2 separate regions of the Mus musculus genome follow, and region 2 is linked to region 1. A link is a loop called in an ENCODE intact Hi-C map of the cell type or tissue named here. Cell type or tissue: left cerebral cortex. All regions are shown on one strand. Links, peaks and the distances in the headings refer to the core of each region. The heading gives the core; the rest is flanking DNA. Region 1 overlaps Gm36574 (a long non-coding RNA gene). Region 2 holds the start of Foxo6 (forkhead box O6).

Region 1 (12,409 bases), core at 2,812-10,811:
GTTCTTACCCTGTAAAGGGAGCCCACAAAATGTCCCTGTGTTCACACTGGCACTACCAGGTGACCTGCTAGATGTGGAACTTTTGACTTAAGGGGCACGGTAGTTAAAGCCCTGGCCATGTAAATGTAAGAGCAGAGTTCAGATTCTCAGAATTCAGGTAAATGTGAGGTGGGCATGGTGACCAGCTTATAATTCCAGCCTTGGAAGGCAGAAACAGGCGATCCCTGGCTAGTGAGTCTGGATGCATCAGCAATCTCTAGGTCTGATTAAAAGATACTGCCTCCCCAAGCAGTGGTGGTGCCCAACTTTAATTTCAGCACTTGGAAGGCAGAGACAGGCAGATTTCTGAGTTCGAGGCCAGGCTGGGCTACAGAGTGAGTTTCAGGACAGCCAGGGCTACACAGAGAAACCCTGTCTTGAAAAACAAAAACAAACAAACAAGCAAACAAAAAACAGATACTGCCTCTAAAGAATAAGATGGAAGAGATGGAGGAAGACTCCTGACAGCAACCTCTAGCCTCCATATGCACACACATACATACATACATACATACATGCATATACACACACATGTACTTGCACATACATGTGGGCCCACTCACATGTGAACATGCATACACACACACACACAAGAGAAGAAGGGGAGAAAAGAAACACAATTCATATGCTAGGGATGTGGCTCGCAGGGGTGCTTGTCTAGCACACACAAAGCTCTGGGTTTGCTCTCTAGACAACACTAAATGGGCACGGCTCTGCACATCAGTAATCTTGATGGCACTCAGGAGGTGGAGCAAGGTCAGAAGTTCAAGATCATTTTTGGTTACATAGCAAATCTGAGTCCAGCCTTGGGTACTTGATGTTCCATCTGTATTTTCCTGCCTCGAGAAGAGGAGGAGGTGGAAGTGAAGGTGGAGGCAAAAGTGCGGGAGGAGAAAGAGGAGGGGGAGGGGAGGAGGAAGAGGAGAGGGAGGGGAGGGGGGAGGAGTGCAGTTGCAGTTCTGGGGTCCTGTCCAGCCAACCTGGGTTAACATGCCTGAATGATTCTGAGGCTCACCATCACACACAGTACTTGCTGTTTCCCTCCTGGGTTAGCAGGAGACCTTCCAGGGAGGACCCTGTAAGTCATCAGAGACTCTGACTCCTCTCACCTACCACCGAAGCTGAAGCTCTTGTGCAGCCGATCTCCTGCTTGCACCTCCCTCCCGTGATATCATCCCACCCGGTGGCTTTCAGCAACACTTTTACACTGACAGCTCCCCAATTTATATCTTCAGTCCTGACATCTCCCCTGAACTCCCATCTCATACATCCCGCTGCCTAGCTGACATTCCCGCTTAGATGTCTAAAGCCATCTCAAAATTAAAGTCAACCCTCATTGTCCCCAAACCTGTCCTTCCTCCCAGCTCTGTCTTCCACAAACAGCACCCACATTCACACAGTCACTATGGCCTGGAGTTAGAGTCCGCCTTGGCTTCTCTCTTGGTCTCTGCACCACATTCAGTCTCACAAGAAACGCTGTTGTCTCTATGTTTGAAATAAACTTCAGGGCTGACTTCTGTTTACAGTCTGAGGCTCCCACTGTGCTCCATACTGCCACTCCCCTCTCACCAGGCTTGTACAGAGGCTTCCCAATCAACCCTTTACCTCCAGTCTTGCCACCCATGACCTTATCTGCACTTTGTGGTCAAAGGGATAATTTGCAACTGTGGAACTGAGATCCTGTCCCAGTTAAGCCAACACAATGTAGAATCACTTCCACAGCTTCGTAAAACCTTCCAAGCTCACCCCACTCCCTTCCATTCCTCACCCACAACCACAGCCATCTTCTTGTCAGCCTTGATCATAGCAGGCAGGCTCCCAGCCTAGGGCCTCTGCTTGCCTCTGCTCAGGATAGACCCCATCACTTCTTCATGGAGTTTTCGGAAAACCAGAGCACCTAGTTTCTTTGTTTGGCTTCTTTTCTGCACAGCACTTGTAACTCAACGTGATTTGGCTTTGACCATCTCTCTTCCAGACTCTGTACTCCATGAGGCCAGGATTTTTCAACCACTTTGCAACTAGAGTAGTGTCTATCATGGAAGCTGCCCAATACATATATGCTGAGGGAATGGATGGGTGGGTGGATGGGTAAGATATGGATGGATCAATTCGTGGGTGGATGAATGATGAATGGAGGGATGAATGAAGGATGGATGGATGGACAGATGGATGGACAGATGATTGAGTGGATGGGTGGGTGTGTAGGTAGATGAGTGTGTAAATGGATGTATGAATAGATAGATGGGTGGTGAATGGGTGGGCAAGTGGGTGAATGAATTTCCTTGAACTTCTGTTTCTTCCCCATAAATATAGGCAGATAGATAGATAGATAGATAGATAGATAGATAGATAGATAGATAGATAGATAGATAGATAGATATCTGTGAAGACTAGATAAACACATTAAAACACCCAGCTCATGACTGGCATAGTATGGATCATAGGGAAAGGTTTTTGACTAGTTTTGCTTTTTGCAATAGCGTCAATTGTAGCAGAGGCTAGCCTACGTAGCCAACTTGTTGTTCGTTTTTATCTAACTTTCCTTTTCTTGTTTCAGACTCTCTCTTCTCTTGATGTCACCTGCCACCTCACAGGAGAGGCTTGACCTGGCCTGGCTGACAAGAGTTTGCTAAGGGCTGGCACATAGTAAGACTATTGTTGCTGCTCTATGTTAATGTGCTATAGCCTCCTCTACATTGGCATCAGTCTCTAGACCCATCCAGTAAGCTATGCATCATCTCACCTCTGGATAGGATACTAATAATGAAAGTTGTATCCAGGGCATGCCCATGAAGGGAGTCAGCCGTCTGCCCTCTGCTGCCTCTTCTCGCCTCCTCTTATGTCTGTCAGGACCCTGTTCTTGCAGGTCACCTCCTCACTTCTGAGTACCCACTTCTGCCCTTCGTTCATCTCTTCAGTCTGCTCTTTCTTTTCTTGGCAATGCATCTTTGAGACTGTGCATAACTACTCCTCTTTAAGATCTCTGAGACCATGGCTGCATCTCTTCCATTACTTCTCTTGGTGGACATTGGGGTGAAGTCCAGATGTTCTTTGTCAGAGAAAACTTTACAACCACTGCCCCTGTGTGCATGCCTGTAAACATGTGCTTCTACAGGAGAGGACACTCGAAGTGCTGAGGTAGCTCAGGGCTCAAGCATTTGGCTAGCATGGACAAGGCTGTGCATCCCATTCTCAGCATCACAAAATAAGTGGAGTCCCAGGGAAGAAAGGTCCTGCAAAAATTGCTGGGCTAATTTACACTCTGCTAGTGGCATGACACATTGACCCTGTATGTCACCTTCATGGGAACCAGAGAAGTGGTGGCACTGGTACCTCTTCCAGGTGAAGTCTGGAATTCAACCCCATCTGGGGTTCATGCTCAGGTCTAGTCCTTCCTGTAAGAACAAGACAAGTCCCCAGACCCTACAAGCAGCAGAATGGGTACATATATGTTAGGGAGTCTCAGAGGACTTGTGAGCATAAAAGGAGACTGGGGGTTCTTCAGGGTGGAGGTGGGGAGTCTAGAGGTCAGGACACCTAGTGGGGCTCAAAAGCCTGAGGAAGGGTTTTCTTCCCACTCCTTCCATGGCTCAGAGGAGCCTGGGCTCAGGCTGGGAAGCAGGGCTGCTATGTTGCCATGGAAACAGAGGGTTCCTCTCTCCCTCACAGCAGGAATCACGGTGATTGGGGGGTGGGGGGTGGAGGAGGACGTTTCCCTGGCAGCACCAAGGGTTGGGGGTAGGAGGGGCTGGTCACTCCTCTCCCTCCCCTGTCCCTCTCCTTCTCTTTCAACCCCACAGGTGAGATCAGCAGGTTTGTGGTGGTGCTGCTGGTATGGACTGGGGAAGTAGGGAGGCAAAAATCGGTGGAGGTAGGATGGGGAGTCAGGAGAGTCAGAACTGCGGAAGGTCCCTTCTCATAGATATTCCATGCATCAGGGGCATGTATGTACTCCAGGTGCTACCCAGACACTATTAGAAGACAGGTCTCCTTCACTGTCACTTAGAGTCACAGTCAGCCTCACACACAAGCCCAGACAAGACACATGTGCTTATGAACTTCACACACACACACACACACACTTACACACACATGCATGCACTTTCATGTGTGCATGCACATGCATGCATATACCATATACTCACATGCACTCATGCACTGGGATGTTGAAACGCTGGCAGTTTTCATACTCATTCATACACTGACACACCCACCCCCAGCCACCTCCACACACACACCCGCATGCACCTGCTACCTGATGCACACATGTGATTCCACAGTCACGTTCACATGCAAACAGGCACAAGCACACTCCCTGTGTCTTTGTGAATGACTGTCAGTCTCTGAAAGCACTCTTTCTCCCTCCTCCTATCTCCTCCTACTCCCTCACTCTCGTCTCTCCCCTCAGTCCTCAGCCTGTCCTTGTCTGGAGTCCTGCCCTCTGGGCTGAGCCCTAGAAGGAGAGGCTGTCATTTCCAAGAGGGCAGATTATCGGGCACAGACAGCATTCGGCCTTGAGGAAGGGCTAAGGTTGGAGATTTTAATGCACCCCCTCTTCCAGATGATTTACTGTCAGATCCTATGCTGGATTTAACAGCAACAAAACTTACCCCCTCTTCAAACAAAACCCTCCTACATGCTTGCCACAGTGAATATCCAAACAACTCTGTCTAATCCTAAGCAGCAACTGAATAGCTGTTTTCCTGAGAGTTTGAGCACTAACTAGGTATTATGCTGAGTAGCTGTTTACTGAGGGTTTGAGCACTTACTAGGTGCTATGCTGGGTAGCTGTTTACCGAGGGTTTGAGCACTAGGTACTGTGCTGAGTAGCTGTTTACTGAGGGTTTGAACACTGGGTGCTGTACTGGGTCCTCCATCCCACCCATTTCCTCTGTCAACCTCCCACCAGGAAGATCAGATCTGTTCCACAGAAAAGGAAATCAGACCTTGTACAGTGCTTATGACCTCCAAGTGACAAAGCTGGGTCTCAAAGTGAGGTCTAACAATTTTCACAGTCAATGCTGCACCCAGAGACATCCTCTGTATTAGCAGGTGCTGGAAAAGACACCTGCCAATCAAAGCTAGCTACTGGCCATTATTCCCCCTAAAAATCCTTGGGTCATTCTCTGCCTTCCACCTGAGGACCTTTGCAAATTGTCTTTGGGTCTCTAGCACTTCTGTTTCCAAATTACCTACCCGCTCATCCTTCCAAGTCCCCTGCTACAAATTAAGTCTGTTAAAGGAATTATTCTGGTTCTGTCTGTCTCTTGCTCACTTCAGCCAGGCCTAGGTATCAAGTGTTTGCTACAAACACAATGGCTCATCAAGGTGTTATGTTAGGCATACTTAGAAAAGAGGAATTCCTTTCTTAGATATCATTGGTTTCCTCTCTCCACTTTATGCTAAAAGTAGATCCTTCTACATTTTGGAAGGTAAAATATTCTCTTTTGAGACAATATTTCATGTAGCCCAGGCTGGCTTCAAACTTGCTACACAGCCAAAGATGACCTTGAGCTTTTGATTCTTCAACTCCCAGCTCCAAAGTGCTAGGATTATAGATATGCATCACCAGGCCTAGCTGGGGATTGAACCCAAGTCTTATCGAATGATAAGCAAGCACGCCACCAATTGAGCTACATACCCAGTCCACAAAATGTTCTTTTTAGTAAACTTGAGAAAAAAAATCTCAAATTACTGATTCTCTGGTTTCACTGCATGTCACTCCCCATTTCTCAGTAAGAAGGTCTGGGAACCTCTGGTTACTGATGCAGCTCACCCATGGCTCTCCACCTGTGCATCGTCACCCCCACAGAGGTCACTATCAGATAGTCTACATATCAGATATCTGCACCACTAGTCACAACACTAGCAAAATTACAGTTATGACGTAACAACTACATAATTTTATGGTTGTGGGTCACCACAACATGAACTGAATTAAAGAGTTGCAATGGAAGGAAGGTTGGGAACCACTGACCTAATCTTTAACCCCTCACTGCTACAAGATGAAGAAATGAATGCAAGACAAACCTAACTTGTCAAAGAAGTAGCTTTCTCTATGGACTGCCTAGACTTTGGGATCAAAGATTTGCTTCAAAGCCAACCAAGGTACTATGTGATCACACGTAAGCAAGTCCCTGGGTTTGTGTGAGCCTCAGTTTCCCCACTTGACTGTTACCTAATCTGAGAATGGAATCAGACATAAATTTGATTATAATTTAGAATCTGTGAAGAGTGAGTTGCCACAATCAGTTAGCTATCTTGGCCCACGCCCTGTTATGCCTCCCTGGCTCTTGTGTTCTACAGGGACAAGAGTGGTCTATGGAACACTCACAGTTGCACAATGTGGTCCTCTGAGACTCATCTTCAGAGAGCACAGAAGTTCATCTGTGGTTGACAGCAAGCTATGAGTTACTCTACAGAGAGGACAGTAGAGTAGCTAGCACATGGCTGACTGAAGAGAAGCGGCTACTCTTTCCTTTCCCCTCACATCTTTTTCCTCTAGCACTGTTCTCTGAATTTCTTCAGTGGCAACTGTTTCCTTCCTTAGGGTTTGATTTTGGAAGAATCCCAAGGTCAGAGGGTCAGAGGGTTAGCAATGGAACCAAAGAGGGACACCTGCAGGGACACAGAGGGGAGGGCTTCTTTCCTGTTGGCCCATGCAAGCCTTACATGGCTTCCTCTGCAGAGGTAGGTTTGCATCTCCCTAAATAGGTGGTCATTGTGGAAGTTCAGAGAGGAGGACTCTGGCTTCTGCGGCAGCCTGTCATCTGTGCCAAGCCAGATGTCATAAACAGGATGACACAGCACCTATTCCACACCCCCATCCCTCTTAAGTGAGTGAAGCAGAGCCCTGCCTGCCTTCTGCTGCTTGCTGATGGACATAGGGGAGTTTCAAGGACAACTCAGAAGGTTCAAACTAGACAGTGACCTTGGCAGTATCTAGCCCAACTCCCTCCTTCCGCACTCTCCCTTATCTATAAGGAGAAGAAAGCCAGAGGGAGCAAGCACCACCCAAAGTCTCCTGACCCTCACCCCGTGTCCTAAAACTGCCCTGAGACACAGCTCTGCCTAAGAGGAGCTAACAACTCCTCTCCTAGGATTTCCTGAGAATAGCTACAGCTGTGAAGGAAAGAGAGTAAGCCTAAGAAGAGATGTAGGGTGGAGGGAAGGCTGCCAGCTAAGAGAAATGGACAAATCAAGGGATGCTACCCCACACTTTGAGCTCAAGGCCCTCCCTGCTATGGAGCCCTTCCTCAGCAGAGGCCAGCTAGACAGCCACTGTGTCTTTGGCTCCCCAGGTGACCAGGCAAGCACATCTGTCTTCAGCATCTTCATCTATGAGCGAGAATAAGTACTGTCTCATATCTATCCCAAGACATTCACCTTGCCTGTAAGGGCTATAGCCCACAGCAGAACCTGATAGCCATAGTGACAGAGGTGCTCTGTGCCACCAACTCCCTCAGGGCCCAGGGCAGGTGCAGAAAGGGTCTCTAGCTTAGGGTTTTTGCCTCAGTCTCCCATTAGATCCACTCTCTGGATCATCTTTGCCCCTCCATTTCCCCCAAATCTTCTAGCCTCCTTTAGCAGTTGCTCATGGGAGACTGAGCCTAGGAAGGTGCGCCACCTAGGGGCCCTTGGCTTCCACTGTAGCATGAAGGTACAAGGAAGGAAGTAGCAGGCAGGGTTGGCTCCATCTGACTTCTGGGCAGTTAAGAAAATTCAAAACGGGGAAAGTGGAAAATCAGACAGCAACAACACGACATAATCCAGACCAGATCTCAGGCCTTCTGATCTAGCAAGCTCTTCTTTTTGTCTCCGTGTTCCAAGGACATCTGGGTAGAGGGACATTCACCCATTAAAGTAAGAGTAAACGATACTCTTTGGTGGCACAGAAGTCCTTTTAAATCACTGGGAAATGTTCTCTGCTTGTTTCCATGAAGATTTGGAGTGGACTGGAGTAAGCTGTGGGTGGGAAAGGCCTGATGGAAACCGCAGGGGACAAACCAGGGCCTGGCTTCATCAAGGACTTGGCTGTGTGACTCCAGTTGCTGACCAGGAGAAAGTTCCAGAAAAGTAGCAAAGTGGGATCAACTTCCTTCTGTGTTCTGAATAAAATTTGAAAGCAAGCATGTGACTCACTTTCAAGCAACCACTGGGGCCATCTGCCCCTCCCCCACCAGTCTAGGACAAGAGCCAAAGTTCTTGCCTCCCTCCCTCCCCTTCCCTCCTCTCCCCTCCCTGACCTTTATCTTTCCCACCCCCATCCTCCCTTCCCACCCACTGTCCCTCATCTATACCCCCAACTGCTACCGGCCACCTCACCACTCTTCTGGACCCTAGGGGTAGTTTTTGCTTTGGCCTCTGCCTGCAGTACCTTCTGTGCAACCCTCCCTCCGATTGCCTTCAGGGTTTTAATTAAATGTCACCTTCTGGAGAGAGGTCTTCCCTACCTGAAGCTCAGCACCTGCCCGGCTTTCTCAGCCTTAGCATTGTTCTGAATGTACTTTTGTCTCCGTCCTGCCTGCATTCAGTCTGCCCGTTGCTGAGTTCTGAGCACAGAGTAACTCTCATTAAGTGTGTGGATGACTATTCAAGTAGTCATTCTAAAAAGAAAGTAAAAACAGAACGCTGACCTACCCCACAGACTGCCCTTGGAAACTCAGAAAACAGTTAACATGCAAATGCTTCATTTGAGAAACCCCTGCCTTTGAGCATTCACTGGTCCCTTGGGCACTAGGAGACAAGGGAAGGCATGGCAGTGCCCCTCACCCCTGTAGATAATGAAGTGGAAGCATCGCCCGCAGGCTCAAGGGCTGGAGGGGGGCCCACAGCTGGTCCGGGTATTGCTAAGAGCCCAGTCTGTAGGCTCAGCCGCTGCAGAGCCATCTCCTTCCCACGCTGCAGCTTCTGTGGAGTGGGGGACCTGGAAGCACTTACGCCAAAGCACTCTGCTGAAGTATTGTTCTTCGCATAAGCACAGCACTTAAGTGGCCACCCAGTCGGCTTTCAGAGGGCCATCTCAGGGGACAGACAGAGCCTTTCCTAACATGCGTGAAAGCTTATTAGGCACCAACTCTATGGCAGGCTAAGAGACCAGTCCGGGGCTGAGGAGACCAGCTGCTCAAAGCACCAGGGCTGGCTTCCCAGAGCAGAATCTGTCCTCCTGGGGGAGCTGAGGGCAGTGGGTGGACTTGGAGAGAAGTGGGGAGGTGTGGGCAGGGCAGCACTTGGGCCAGGTATAGAGAGTCTAGGACTGAATCCCAGCTTCTCAGGCAAGTGAACTCTATCTCCACTGGCCAATTTTGAGGGGCTAATTTTACCCTTCTCACGCACTGTCCTCTATGGACTAGTCTCTGATGCAGCTCCCAGCAAACTATGTTAGCATGTGTGCCCCAGGGGAGTTTTGCTTCCAGGGGACATTTGGCAATGTCTGGAGACAGCTTTGGTTGCCACCTCTGGAGGATGTGACTATCCAGAGATAGCAAATGCCAGAGATGCTAAACATCTCTTATGCTGCACAGCATCCCTCAAGGATTACCTCGCCTGAAATGTCAGTTGTGACAAAGTAGAAAAGCCCACCAGACCAAGTCCTAGAGAAGCAGGATATGTGCACATGCTGGAGTCTCCTTTACACACACACAGCGCCCAGGGTGTTGCCTGGAATTATATCCTTGAGTGCTTACTGATGGATGTGGACCAAAGCAGAAAGCCTCAGGGTCCACCTTGCTCTGGGCCTGTGATTTAAAACCCTCTGGTTTTATCCATCAGAGCGCACAGAACCTTCTCATTGACAGGCTGACAGATCTGGGGTTGGAGGTCAGAAGTGTCCTCAGGAAAGGAGGACTCAGGTCCTGCTTGTATGTGTTTCCATTTCTCCCTGAAGTTTCCAGCCCCTGCTATGCCTTTATACACCCCCTCTCAGATGTCTTGGAATTGGCCTGACATAACTGTGAGCTTAGTTCTCCACACACACCCTCTTTGAAGAGCCTTAGTGAGTCACTTTATTCTCCCTTCTCATCTGTAAACTGGCGCCATGATACCTGACCTGCCCCAAAAGCTTGTGAGCCCACACTGAGGGCTGGACTGGCATGGACAAGACTCTATCCTAAGCAGGACAAGTTGGGTACTTCAGGTTGGAGAGTTCTGATTGCAAGGGCCTGGCTAGACGGAGCAGCTTATGGGGCAACTCTGATTACCACGACCTGGTCAGGCCAGAACCACTAAAGATACCCCAGACACAGGGCCCAACCAAGTCAGCAGCAGGTAACCCTGATCTAAGACCCAGGCAGATGCTCAAGGTCTCTGAGTGGGGCAGCACTTGGCATATTCACTCACTCTTCTTCCTGTTGTGAACACTTGTGGCACATGTCATATTCACTGTTGTCCCCAGCAGAGCCCGACCAGATCTGCATCCTGTCCTAATGTCCTCACAGTCTTACTTGACACTTGGGCCAGCCCCTCTTGGAGGAGATACATTTCTAAAGGAACTGAGGAACATGGAGGTAAGGCATCACGAGATTGAAGCCTTCCTACTTAGCAACCCTCCCCCTCCTTCAAGAGTTCTAGGCGAGGGCCCTGACACCCAAATGAATTTCATGTCACCCTGTAGGAGGGAAGAAGGGAGCCAAGTAGACAGCTTGCTGAGGCTATAACAAACAACCTGAGGTACTCAACTCATGAAGAGAAAACATTTATTTCAGAAAAATGTTCTGCAAGTTCTGACCCATGATCCATCAGTTCCACTGCTTTAGGCCTGGGGCAAGAGTGTGTGTGCCCGGGCAAAATCAGTCGCCTCACTACCCAGGCAGCCAAAGCAGAGGAGAGAAAGGGCCAGCGCTCTACAATTCCCTTTGGCGTCAGTCTTTCCATGCTCTAAGAAACACCCATTAGGCTTCCCCTCCACAGCACCTCCCTCCTAATACCACCGTGTAAGAGACCGAGGCTTTGATACATGGGCTTTTGGGAGACATTCAATATGCAAGACATAGCAGAGTCAATAAACACAGTATTTAGCCTAAGCTGGCCTTGAACTCTATGTAGCGAAGGCTGAACTTGAAATTGTTCATTTCCTACTACGCAAGACCAGAAGCTACAGGGATGCACCTCTATGCCTGGACATATATTTTTAAGTGTGTGTGTGTGTGTGTGTGTGTGTGTGTGTATGCACACACATGTTGGTATATGCACTTAAGCTTTGACAGCCTCCACATCCCCAGCAATTCCTTACTCAGAGAAATGTTACAGAACTCCCCTTCTCTTGGTCCCCATCAGCCATCCACTTCTGTGCTTAGCACATGTTGTTAAAGTCACTCATAGCCAGCTTTTCTATTAGATGGTGAGTTTCACAGGAAAGCCCCTCTCTTACACATGGTGTGCTCAACACCAGGGCAGAGATGGCACCTGGCAGCCACTCAGCAGGTGATGCTGAACTCGGCTGATGCCTCTGAACCCTCTCCTCCGCCTCCACCCTGAGCTACACAGCAATGCACAAGGCAGGGCGGCTTCTCCTCATGTATCCCCTCAGCATGCCAATCCTGTGCCAGGCACTGTCCTGGGCAGCAGGAATGTCAGCATCTGAAGAGCAAACATGCCCTCTGCCCCCACAGAGCTCATGTCTGACACCTCAGTCTGGGCCCCTGAGGACACTATCATTCCCTTCTGCTGCCCAGCTGATATAACTGCCCCCCTTCCCGCAATGCTCAGCACTAGAAAGGAAACTCTATGGTCCAACCACTTCCCACCTGCTCCAGCCCCTCAGGCCTCAAGATCTCTCCCAGAGGGACTCTCCGCCTCCTTCACTGCCCTCCTGGAAGGTGACTACTCCAACTCCCATGAGCTCATTAATTTCATGCTCTGTCTCCTGTGTGACTGACCTACTTTCTGCTCTTTCCCATGTGCCTGCCCAGCAGCTCTGGATCTCTCGCACACCTGGGACCAGGTCTCCCTCCACCTCCCCCTGTTCCCTGCAGCCCTAATTTCCCCTCTGAGGTCTCTCTCTCTCTCTGACCTTCCCAACCCCACCTCTGCAGAGAAGAGATCTACTGTCCTGCCAAAGCAGGAACTGAGAACTTGTAATGCATAGCCCTGGGTTCAAATCCCAGACCCATTCACCCTTCCCAGGTGCAGTCCTGAGTGAGCCACTGCCCAAGCCAAGCCTGCATTGCTCTGTTTGTGTGTAGTAGAGAAATCAGCATCTGCGGAAGAGCAGAAATTGCAGGGATGGATTCAAAGTTATCTCTTGCTCCAGTCTCACCCATGGAGCATCCCCAACCCCAGCTGAGACTTCACAGTTACTGAAGAAGCTTGCTATAACACAGTTCCCTCTGTTCCCAGGGGTGTTCACACTTCCTGCTAGGGCCCTTCATCT
Region 2 (12,409 bases), core at 2,251-10,250, 83 kb before region 1:
GCAATAGAGGAAGGCACCTCACATCAATACCTGGCCTACACACACACACACACACACACACACACACACACACACGCATTCACACAAACACACAGCCTTAAATTTGCTCTCCAAGGCCACAATGAAGGTTCTAGAGACCCGAAAGTAATGGATCAAAGTAAGGCAGGCAGAAGACCGAGTTCCAAAATTCTCACATGTTCACATGTTGCACTCTGGGACCACAATAGAGAGGGACTCCTCTAACACACACACACACACACACACACACACACACACACACACACCCGCACCCGCACACACACACACCTTTTAGGGGCATGCATAGCGAGTCCTACTCTATATACTGGCAGATAGCTCTTTTCTTCATAGAGCAATGAATAATAGTAGTGACCTCTGATAAGACTTCTTGGGGACTTTACAGGTATCTTTCCTGAAATTCTAAGAAAGCTCAGACATAGGCCCACCATCCCATTTTGTAGGGGAGGAAACTAAGACTGAAACTGCTCAGAGCTACCCAGAAGGTAAGCAGAACTAGGCTCTACTGATGCCATTGGCTCCCTAGACTGCTTACTCCATACACAACCCAGCCATTCTCACCAGAGTCTTAGGACATGGTGGGCTGGCTGCAGAGAACTCAGCCTGACCTCTGGACCCTAACACAGGCTCCTCTGCTCGTCTCGCCCGACAGTGTGCTTGCCACATAAGTTACTCGTGAGTGATTTGTCTGCCGGTGTCCTCTCATCTCCCATTCCCACCGGAGTGCCAGCACCGAGTCTGAGCTTGCCTGCAATCCCAGGCTACTTTGCTTTCCCAGCTTCTGCTCCTGCTGGGTTCCTCAAAGAGCCCCAAGGGTTTGACCTCCTTGTTTCCCTGCCTCTAAAAACACCCACAGCTGATGATCTGACCTTCTACCCTGTCCTGCCCTGATGGTGTTTATCCTGCACAGGACTCTTTGAGTCCTCATCTCCCAAGCTTAATCTCCCAGCCCCTCAAGGACAGAGCCAGTCCTGACAGCTTTGTACGTCAGGTGTCCACCGGTGTCACTTTGGATTATAGTACCCTCAGCCCTGGGACTGTAAGCCAAGGACTCAGAAAACTGGCCGGTCCCTGACTCTGGGACACTATCTGCTGGGAAAGGCAACCTGAAATTAGGGCTCATTCCCCATGCTTGAAGCCCCAGGGTCAAACTTCAAGGGAGAGCACAAAGCCAGTTGCAGGGGCAGAGAGAGTGCTAGACCAGGGTGAAGCCAGCGCTGGGACATTCCAGTGCTGCCTGCCACACATAGTTGAAGCCTCTCGATTTCCTTCCCTCCTAGTTTCCTCATCTGCCAGTGGGGTAGACAGCCACAACAACAGTACCATGGATCAACTGTAAAAATCCAGCGAGAGAATGTATTATGCGTTGGCACATGGCAGGTGGACTCCTGGGCTACATGTGGTTCAAGGTGGCTAAAGCAAGTGTCAGAGGACTGAAGGGGGCAGGAAAGGTTGACAAGATATCACATTAAGCATCCCAAGGATGGGCAGAAAGTGCTGGGCTGTACATATGTTCTCTTTCCCAGCAGAGGGGTACTAGTTAGGACAGGGTCTGTGACAGTCACTTTCTTTACATCCCAGGCCCAGAGTGTTTTTCCAAGTATCACCCTCTATCGCCTCCCTCTTGTCAGAAGACTGCATGTGCAAGTTCTGGCTGTGGCTGCCTTCTTTCCGACCATGTCTTATACAGGGTGATTCTGATACACGGGGTAGACACAGGTGCTGCGGCAGGGGCTCAGTCCCCTGAAACTGATGGCATGAGGTCCAAGTCCCTGGGGCAGTAGGGAGGAAAAGGAACAGGGGATCAACTAGGAAGCAGCTTAAAGAAGACTCTGATGCACAGTGAGTACATAGGGCGGGTAGGAGGAGGCCGGGAGGCCGGGAGGCCGGGAGGCCACCATTTTAGAAGCGGCTTCTGAATGACTGGTCACCAGACATGCCTGTTAAAATATACATCTCAGAGCTCATACCCAAAGAATCGAGAAAGGTGACTGGAAAGTGTGCTGGTGCAAAGCTTCAGGGGACTCTCTGATGACAAGCCAGGCCTGCGGACAGCTAGGGATTTTAAGCAAAGATCCTCAAGGAGATATGTTGGCTTCCTGAACCACTTGGATGGTGGTGGCGTCAATCAAAATACTCAAGCACCCCTAGCTATTTTTTCTGAAGGGTGTCCCAAGAGATCGACCAACGAGCGCTGCCTTGGTAGGCATGTGACGGCTGGCAGGGGGTGTAGGCTGAGATATTCAGTGTCACTTGCGAAGGTGGCAGCATGAGGGTGTCTGAGCATAGAGGTGGCAGGAAACACGGGTGGGAGGTGAGGCCTGGACAAGTGCCGTGTTGGGCCCAGGGACCCAGAGCAGCATTGGTTGGCTTCCAGGGGGAACTTAGGAGCCTTAGAATCCTAAAAGAGATCTTGAAGATCTCGGTGCAGGAAGGCTATGTGGGAGTGAGACCACACTGACAGCGGGAGACGACGGGAGAAATGGGGTAGACATACACAGGTCTGCATCCCCATCTAGGCTCTGCCTTCTCCCAGCTATGCCTTGATTTCCTCAACTGCAAAATGGGATTACACACGAGTACCTAGTGAGGATTTCAAGAAGGATGGAGTGAGAGAATGTGGGCAAATGATAGGACTGCCCAGCACCCACATTCTCTCCTCAATCCCCTGCTCATGAGAGGCAGCCCCCTTAGAGACCAGGAAGGCTTCTCTTAGTGAGGAGGGAGGCCCTGGGGGTAGGGTGTGGGAGGCCCCACCCCCACACACCACCTGGCCCCCTCCCACCTCCACATATGGGTTGGGGGGTGGGGAGAGGCAGCAAACAGCCAAACCCTCCCAAACAGGAGTGGGTTTCCATAGCAACCGGGGTGCCAGGAGAAGGGGGGTGCTCCAGATCCAGCTGTCCCCCTCTAAGCACCCTCCTCAGGCCCTAGAGCCCAAGTTGATACCCACCCAACACCCTGAGCCCCCCATCTGCCTGCACTGGGGACAGCTGTGGCTGTCATGAACACTCTCCCTTGTGTCAGCCAAACGGTTGCCACGTGGGTACTGTCATGGGTAGGGGCAGGCATCTTTAAGTAGAAAGCTCAGGTTCGAGACTATCCACACCCATAGTCACAGGTATCCACCAGTGAGAAGCCCTTTCGGTGCCATGAACCTCTCAGCTCCTGGTACCACAAGGTTTGTAAGTCTTAGTACGGAAGGGCCTAGGGACTGTGTTAAGGTCCTCTGGACTCACAGGAGGATATTGAGGATCAGAGAGAGGAATAACTCCAGCTAACACACACTGAATCATGTTTCCCACAGGGGCCATGTTCCCCCTTACCTAGCCTCAGGGTCCAGAGGACCACAAAGGGTTACACCTGGACATGGTGGGTGACTTCAGGGCACTGCTGGGAAGAAGACTGCAGGACCTGTCTTCCCAGTGAATGGCAGTCCCGGAAAGAAATGTGAGAGGGGACTACGCGAGGCTGTCATCCTGCATCAGACCCTTCAACTTCTTCTGTGACCCAAAGTCTGGAGGTGGAGGGGGCTCTAATGGGGAGGTGTCAGCCCTATACCCTGATTTCTCCCAGTCACTCAACCCCAAGTGGGAGGCAGGCACATTGCAGGTGTAGGGAGAAGCCTGTGAGTCTGCTGAGAGGTCAGGGAAGCTCCACTTGAGGCTCACTGCCACTCACCATTCCTCAGCAAAGCTAAGTCAAACCCTACATCTCAGGTGATGGCTGGCCATCACCAGCTGCCACTCAAAAGCAGAAGGAGGTGAGTTTCAGGAAGGAGCCCCAACAGCTTTCCAAATCCAAACCCTTCCCAGCAACAACTAAGGAGCCCCCAGTCCTACACAGTGGCACAGGAAATGCTGGAGTTTAAGGGTTAGAATTGGGTTCTACCACTTAGGGCTGGTACTTACTAGGCATGTGACCTCAAGGCAAGTCACTTCCACATCTGGAAAGAGGACAGTGGTGAGAATCTGTTGTGACATGTGCTTGGTGCATTCACTAGCCCTGTCCTCTGGCAGGGCCTCCCTGTGTCTCAGTTCCGAACCTCAACACTGCACCTGAGTAAGTCCAAAGGTGGAGCCCTCAAGGTCTGCAGAGAGCCCCCCACCCGCATTAAGTGGGGGCTGGAGGGCGCTGAACTTTCGAACCCACAAACCCCCCGCGCCGTTCATTACCTTAACGCGAGTTAAAAATAACCGTCTCATCTCTTTAAATTAGTCTGTCTGCAATTACCGCCTGGCACGGCGCTGCCCGCCATCGTCCCGCTGGAGCGGCGCCAGGTGGCAGGCGGGGCCCTCACCCTGTCTGTCGGTCTGTCTGCTGCCTCTCGGCTCCCCTTCCCCCCGCGGCGCGGCAACCCCGGAGGCCCTCAGCAGCCCCGCCTCGAGAGCTCCCCAACTTGTGCAGGGTGGGGGCCTGGGTCGCATAGGGCCGGTCTAGGGGCGCCGAGAATTGGGGAGGGGGCTCCGGGCACGCCGTCGGGGGAGGGGCGCTGGGAGGCCCGGGAAGCCGGAAGGGCCCGCAGCGCGCCAGCGCTCGTGGGTGGGTGTGAGCAGGTGGCCGTGGGAGTCTGCCGGGCGTGCCAGCAACTGTGCCAGGAGCGGCTGGCACGGGCTCGTGCCCAGGAGGCGGGCAGCTGCCAGCCCCTCGCTCGTGCAGTGAGGGGGGTGAGGACACCCCCCCAATCGGGGCTCACACCGCCTCCTCCCGCACCCCCACAAGCTCTTGGGGTTGGGGATCCCCGAGGACAAAGGAGGGGGAAGGCGCCCTGGTGGAGCGGGCTGGGGGGGAGGGGGCGCTACTCTCCCAACCGCTGTTCAGAGCCAAGAGCAGGACCCTGCTGCTGGCTCTGGGATCAGCCCCTCATTCAAGCCCCCTCCCCACCTGGAACTTACAGGGCCAGGCCTGGGCCAGATGGGGCTAGCACCCGCCTCCTGATTCCACCCCTCTCAGCAGCTAAGCTGCTCCAGCCCTTGAGGGAGAGGGGAAGTCCCCATCCACTGGGCTCCACCCCTCTGGGCCTAGGGACAGAAATGGGAGGCGCCCAGGCCTGGCCTGGGAGCTCCCCAAGGACTGGCAGCCAGGAAACACAAAAGGAGTTGAACAACTCCAGAGGCGTTCAGTGGAAGGAACAGCAGGACAGTGCAGCCAGGAAGACTTCCCGTAAGAGGCCAAGGCCAAAGGAACATGGGATTTATGGAGAAGCTGAGAGGGAAAGAAAGGGAGGGTCTACTGTGGGAGCCACAACTCCAGGGCCACAACTCTAGGGCCACTACACTCCTTGCCAAGCCCTGAGCCCAGGCTTGATACTCTCTGTCCCCAGGGGGAATGGCACTAGCCCTTATGGTACAACCACAGATAGTCCCAACTCTCCAGGCCTCTGTCTGGTTTGGGTGGCCTGAGTCTGTCTGTCCTCTGCAGCACTGGGACCCCCTCTCCTCATTACAGATGGAACTTTAGGACAAAGGCCCAGTACATCAGCTTTTCTCTTCCCTTCCTTTCTGAAGGTGACCACTCCACCTTTGCAGGATCACTTCCGGTCAGCCCAAGAGCCCTAGGTTCTAGTTTGCAACTGCATGCACCCCCAAATCCAGCAGGCACAGTTCCTCCTCTCTGCTTTTGAACGTGCAGTTTCTTCACCCCATCACAAAACTATCTCCCTAATTTTCCCTAACCAAGAAGACACCCCCAGATCAAAGCCAACCCCTCCGTGAGAGAACATCGGACTCCCCAGAATATGGAACTCACTTTCCCCAGCCCTTTGCCCCACCCACCAGCCTTTCCCATCTCAAAAAAAAAAAAACAGGGTCTGAATGTGGAAGCTGCTCAGAGCAATGCATCCTGAAGGTGGGGCCAAGAACTTTGGTCCCCGTAAGGAGTCATAGCACCCTCTGACCCCCATGGGATTGAGGTATGGTACCATTCAGGCTTTCAAGGGCAACACTTTTGTGGGGGATGAAATGGATGAAGGAATAATGGATGCCTGGTCCTGGCACCTGAGGTGTTCCCAGCCTTGGTCAAGCTGAGATTGAGAGCTGGAGATAGCTCCTCCTCCAGGCTTCTGAAGGAATTGACTGGGAGTGCCAGAAGGGGTTCAAGGGCAGTAAGTTCCAGGAATGAGAGAGAATGGAGGCACCCTGGGGGAACAGGAGTGTAAAAGGGGACACCCAATGATGAGACAGGTTGAATTAGATCCCCTCCAGTGTCTGGGTGGTTTCTTGCCAGGACCAAAAGTAAAAGCAAAGCTTGGGGCTGCTCACCCAGTGCTCCAGTCCAGGACTGGGAATGAGGTACAGGGAGGACCAGCATGCCCCTAACAGTATGGTGCGGTGGGAACTGCAGTCAATGGGCAGATAGATTCGGGTCCTTATCCAGGGCTTACTGCTTGCTGACACTCTCAGGGGAGAGTCCTATTACCTCCCCAGGCCTCAGTCTCACAGTCTGAGAAATGAACTCATGGGGCTCAATTATCTCTAAGCACGCTGCCATCATATCCTATGTTTTATGTCGGCCTCTGTTCAACACCAGCAGCAGCTTCCTCTCGCCAGGGCTAGCCAGGCATGTTCCAGAGGCTTGCTGGGACCGGGAGAGGTGGGTGACATACCTTGGTTGGAGTAGAACCTTAGGCAGTTAATTGACTCTCGTCCTCTGGGCCTCAGAGACCACCCCTATGAATGGTTATAGTAAAACCCAGCTCAGGGACTACTGAGAGCTTTAAAGATATGGGAAGAGTCTGGCACAGAGCTCGGCCCCAACATGCTTGCTCAGAACTGCAGCTGCCTCCAGGCTTCTAGCTTCAAATCCCTGCTTCCTATCTTTCCCCAGTCTCCTTCATCCATCCAAACCTGCTGGAGCTCTGCCTCTTACAGGAAGCCCTCCTGATCTGCTCAGGTCCTGGCACTCTTCGCCAATCCACAGTCTCTTTTACCATCTACCCATCTCTTTACTCTCAGCATGCATACACTGGTGGCTTCTTGGGCCAGACTCTCTGTAAGGTGCCATGGGGACAGAAGAGTCCTAACACTGACACCGTCGTTCAAAAGTAAAGGAGGGAGGGAGGGAGCAGGAGGTAGGGCACACATGATTGACTCATGATGCATGCCTTAGGGCCAGGAAAAAAAAAGGTGGGTAGGTGGGAGTCCTGAGCTAGCTAACAAGTGTTAGGGAAGGCTTCTTGGAGGAGGCACTGGGACCCTGTGCCCTGAGGAGAGTGACTACATCTCTGGGAAGGAGTGGAAGGAAGGTGGACACAGCAGACAAGAAGCAGAGCAAGCCCAAGAGCAGGGCACACTTGAGAGAAAGTTGTATTCTGGTGGGAACTGAGATGTAGGGGACTGGAAAATGGAGGGGATGAGACTCAGGTCTACTTCTGTGTCTTGTGTTCCTGCCCCATAATGGTCAAGGAGAGCCAAAGAAGATGCCAGTGTACAGGAATCCCAAGAGCCGGGGGCTCCCAGATCAGGACTCCCAAGTGCATCTAGATCTGGCCATGGCTGCTGCCCCTCTCCTCAGATCTTGCTGCCAATCAACACCCCAAACAGCCTCATCTCTGGTCACAGACATGTCTTCCTCACAGTGACTACCTCTCCCACAAGAGGTCCCCTCATGCCTTTTCACCCCCAAGTGCATAGGCTAGCCCCATTTCCCAACAAGATGGACAGAGGAGGAGCTGGATCTAGAAGCTACAATCCAGTAAAGCCCCCATCCAAGTCTTCTCCCAAGATGGCTCTCCCCTTTCCACTGCCTGCCACTGAGGTCTCTCTAGGGGTGCCCCACTCCTTAAGTGCATCTGAGCCCAGAAAGCCAGGGAAGTGAGAGATAAGTTGCCCGAGTGGGTAGAAATAGACCCCCCCCCCAGACCTCAACACCATTCCCACAAGTCCCAGCAGGGAGCCTAAAGCACCTCCCCCACCCCATGCTGTACCAGGGAAGGGGCTGACAACTGCCCCATGAAGAACTCATCTCCGGTGGTCTGCCATGCTTTTCACCCCGACTAGGCTCCAGGATGAACTCTCAACACTATAGAAAGAATTGCATGGGGTTGGGGGGGGGGGAGGCTTGATCTGTTAGCACTCTTCACCATGGGGCCAGTGTCAGGAAGGCCAGGGAAGATTTGAGAGGGAAAGCAGACAGGAGCCCCGGGTCATGACTCCAGCTCTTTAAAGCAAGTACCCTGGTGGAGAGGGTAAAACAAGTCACACAAAACAAAGGGGGCTCCCTACTGTCCGTGGTCTGGAAATGAGTTATGCTATTATACGCTCAATGACAGGCCAGGGATAATCCTCTGGGATGCCTCAAAAAGGTATCCCCTGTCACCCTACCAGACCTCCAATCCCGCGCATCCTTCCTAGGGGACATGAATGAATACAGCTGCTGCCAGCATGCCCCCGCCTGTCAACTGACCTGCCCCACGCCCTGGGCGCGCACTCCATGACCCCTAGGGGTGTTCCAGAGCCCCCCTCCCTGTAGCCTGCCCGGAGCCCGGATGCCCCACCTTCCAGCCGGCCGAGCTGTTGCTGTCGCCTTTATCCTTGAAGTAGGGCACGTAGCGGACCATCCAGTCGTAGATCTGCGAGAGCGTGAGTCTCTTGTCCGGGGCGCTCTCGATGGCTTTGGTGATGAGGTCGGCGTAGGAAAGGTTCCCCCACGCGTTCCGTCGGGAGCTCTTCGCTTTCCGCAAGGGTCCGACCTCTGCGCCCAGCGGAGGCGCTGGGGCCATCGCTGGGGCCGTCGCCCTGCGTTCCGGCCCGCAGTCCTCGGAACCCTCGGCTACTCCTGCACCCAGCGCCCCGTCCTCGTCGCCGGCCAAGTCCGGCTGCGGCAGAGGCCAGGTACACGAGCGCGGCCGGCTCTGCGGCGCGAAGTCCGGGTCCACGTCCACCTGATGCGCTCGCAGCTTCGCAGCCATGGTCCCGCCCGGCTCGGGCGAGGCAGGGAGGGAGGCTCCGCGGAGGGTGGGCGCGCGGCTCTGGGATCTGCGCGCCCCGGGGAGGCCCGCGGGAGGGGTCCCTGGCGGCGCCGGCTCAACCGCGGGGCGCCATGGGCCGGGGAGCGGAGGCAGGAGGCTGGACAAACTGGCGAGCACGGAGGGAGGCAAAGACCCAGGCAGTGAGGGGGCGGCGGCCCGGGAGCCCAGCGGGCACACACCTCGCCCAGCCCAGCTTCTAGCACCTGCCGCCTGTCTGTGCCCGCAGCCACCACCGCCACCGCCGCTGCCGCCGCTCCGCGGGCGCCGGTCCCGCGCGCGGGCCCCGCTCTCCCGGGACGAGGCTGGCTTGCACCATGCCGGAGCCCGAGCCCGTGCCAGAGCCCGCGCCGCCGCCGCCCCGTGAATGCCGCCGCCGCTCCGGCTCCAGCGCCAGCTCCCGCGCCTGCCGCGCTCAGCGCCGGCTGCACCTCGGGATGGGCGGGGGACGGGGACGGGGCGGACCCGGAGCAAAAGGAGGCGGGGCGTGCTCGCCCAGGGCCGCGGAATCCTTGCTTACTGGGTGCCCCGCCTGCTGACTGTGGGGGGCGTGGAGCTCCCGCTAAGGGCGACCCCGCCGAAGCCCCGCACGCCACAGCGCCCCCTAGGGAGCAGGCGAGAAACGTCTGGCGCGGCCCCGCCCCCTGCCGGGCTCGGGGAGGGCAACGTAGGGGCGGATCCCGAGTGCTTCCATTGGTGCACAGCGGGGCTGCCCCGCCCACAACCTTCAAAGGATTCCTCCCAGGAGCGCGTCAGCAGGTTATTGTTACAACCCGGGGTTTCCCGGGGCAACAGAAATGGGGCGGGGCTCGGAACACTGGTCCCTCCCCGCTTCTACCATCCCCAGAAATGCCCCGCCCTCCTCTTCTGGACCCTTGACGTTTCCAAGTCTTCCTTCCAACAGCCAGACTAAGGGTTGATCTAACTCTCGTCTCTTTGTGCCATGGACCAGTCTAGGGAAAAGAAATGGTTTGATAATTCCTGGATTGTAGGCCAGGCGTTATACCACAACCCTACCTGTTCTCTGTGCAAATGGGGCTTCCTGGGCTTTTACTGTGCTTGCAAGCACAATTTTAGAGCATTGGTTCTCAAAGTTCAGTGTGTGGTAGGTTTTATCCTACAGAGGATTAAAACAGATGCCTGAACCCCGACCGTCGAGTGTCTGGCGGCAGGTCTGTGCTGGGGCCGAGACTTCACATTTCTAGCAAGCTGACAGGCACTAGGGACCTCACTTTAGGTACCACTGTCTTCCAGGCTGTGGAAGGTTCCCAAAGGGGCTGTTGAAACAAGTGCTCACCCCCAAAGTTAAGAACGGTTGGGGAGGAACTCACTCGTTTAATGGGTATATATTGAACATTTTCATTGTTCCTGTCTTCTTTCAGGGCTCTATGGTAAGAGCAGCAAATGGAGACAAATGAGGTCCCTACTGTATAGACTAGTAGAGGACTCAGATGTTAATCCCATCGTCACGTGACCTCAAAGGGAGCAGCTCCTAAGAGGTTATGCAGTCCATTACCTCATCCCAAAGGGTCCGGGAGGCTAAGTCTCCAGTCACCACTCCATCTGCCAGCCTATGCTCAGGCTATGCCGTATGCCTACAAACATTCCCAGCTGTGAGGCCTCCACCAAAACTCAGCTTAAACATCAGTCTAACCCTGGCACTTCTTCTAACTCAAACCCCCTCACATGCCTGACTATTCCCTGCTTGCCCAGATGCTTGCTGCCCTGCCAGCAAACCTTCATGTCCCTTTGGCACAGTCTCCTGTTTTGCTGATCAGGAAACTGAGGTCCAGAGTGGGGGAAGCAACCTACCAAAATTAACATGTCCAACACTAGAGTTTCCAAGTCTTAACCTCCTCCTGGCCAGTACCTGCTTCCTAAAGGGACTAGGGAGGTGGAGTTCTCTGGGCAGTAGAAGAGCTGTATTCTCACTAAGGGAAACAGCCTCCTCTTTAAAAACTTCCTTTCCTCAGATTGAAGCCCAGGGAGAGGATAGAAGTAAGTGAAAGCAGGTAGGGCTTTGATTGACAGGCTGGAGCTCTCCCAGGGGATGGGGGATGGAGCAAGCCCATTTTGCAGATGATTAACATCAGCCTGAGTCACGTCCCAAAGGCAGGGGTGGGTATGGGAACTATGTGCTACCCCCTTACATATACACATGCTCCAGGTGGTTCTGTTTAGAACCATCCAGGGCTGAAATCACTGCTGGCCCCTTCCCACAGTTCATAGATGCCCTTCTTGCCTGGGGAGTCAACACTGGCTCTACTTCTTGAGTTCCTTGGAGGCTAGCTTCTTGCCATCCTTGAGATCAGGCCTGGCTCTTAGTGTGACATGAGAGCTTGCTGGGGACCACACCATGGCTGGATGAAACTTAGCTGGGGGTTCTGGCACAGGCTGTCACTGCAGGGTTGGGAAGCCAGGTTGGCAGAAATGCCCAGAGGCTGACTCAGGATCTGCTCTGCCCCTGCCTGCCTAGTGGCCACAGCTGCTGTCTGTCCTGTCCTCTGGGGCCTATGTCTGGCACGGTCAGCTCCCTAACACACTCACTAGGGCACACTGACTTTCTTGTTCACTCACAGGCTTGTTCACTCCCTGCTTACACACACTCATCAGGAGGCAATCTGACCGTGATCCAAAGGAGTATGGCAAGTCATTTCGCTGCTCGGAGCCCCTGTTTTCTACCCTGCCGTCATGTATCACCATGATGCTGCCTTCCCAGGACGCCTGAAGTATGAAATAAGACTCTGAACAATAGTACCAGGCTCAGAATCAGTCCAGAAACGATTCTTGTTGCTCATGTGTATTTTCCCCGGCTCACATAGTCTCCACGGCTCATATGATGAGCACACACCTCCACTCACATTCACTGGCTCGCTTACCCAATGCCCTATATTCAAAGTCTAGTTACATAATCCTTATCTTCCTCTGGTTTTCTTAACCATTGGCTCCTCCCTCCCCTCCCCCATGCAAGCTCTCCAGCTCAGTGTCCTTTCACTGCGACCCACTCCCACACCCATTCAGCTCCCTAACAAGCTCCTATTTGCTTACCTTCCTCTGTCTCCTCCTCCCCCACACAGGCATGCTTGCTTTCACACCTTCTTCAGCAAGGACGTACACGTGCACTTTGATGCACACACACTTGATCACTTGCACCGTGTGCTTGCCCATACAACTCTTTAACACTTGTAACCATCAAGCAGTGCCAGCAGCCTCCCCAGTAGTTCCCAGACCATGCATATCCCACACAGTGTCCCAATGCAGCCACCTCAGTGATCACCCCCATCCTGACTCAAGAACTGCTTCCTCTCCTGTCTCAGCCCCTCCCAGCTCTCAGAATAGCCCCTGCCACCGCTGCTGAGCTGTCAAGGCCCTCCAGAGTTTGTGTCCCGCTGCTCGGTGCCAGCTTCC

The links. Peaks named below come from ENCODE experiments on the same cell type or tissue, not always from the same donor. Only the 100,000 strongest peaks of a DNase experiment are listed, where the experiment ranks them.
Region 2: it touches region 1 in a loop (3.0-fold over the local background); 4 of 42 quality-filtered maps call a loop at or near these places.

The regions. Positions count from the first base shown.
Region 1 is chr4:120,361,191-120,373,599 of GRCm38, forward strand. All of the region lies in intron 3 of Gm36574 (a long non-coding RNA gene), which reads right to left. Among named protein-coding and RNA genes, the nearest start is that of Gm36574, 30 kb to the right of the region's middle. In left cerebral cortex, for the core only: a CTCF peak has its summit at 7,688 (motif pointing left); DNase peaks (open chromatin) are centred at 3,670, 4,300, 4,629, 7,671 and 3 more places.
Region 2 is chr4:120,278,309-120,290,717 of GRCm38, forward strand. Foxo6 (forkhead box O6) reads right to left here and starts at 8,953. Exons shown (of 2, transcript NM_194060.1): 1 at 8,531-8,953. The coding sequence starts at 8,944. In left cerebral cortex, for the core only: CTCF peaks have their summits at 6,097 and 9,620 (motif pointing left); DNase peaks (open chromatin) are centred at 2,322, 2,949, 2,983, 4,621 and 2 more places; H3K4me3 peaks cover 4,646 bases; H3K27ac peaks cover 4,463 bases.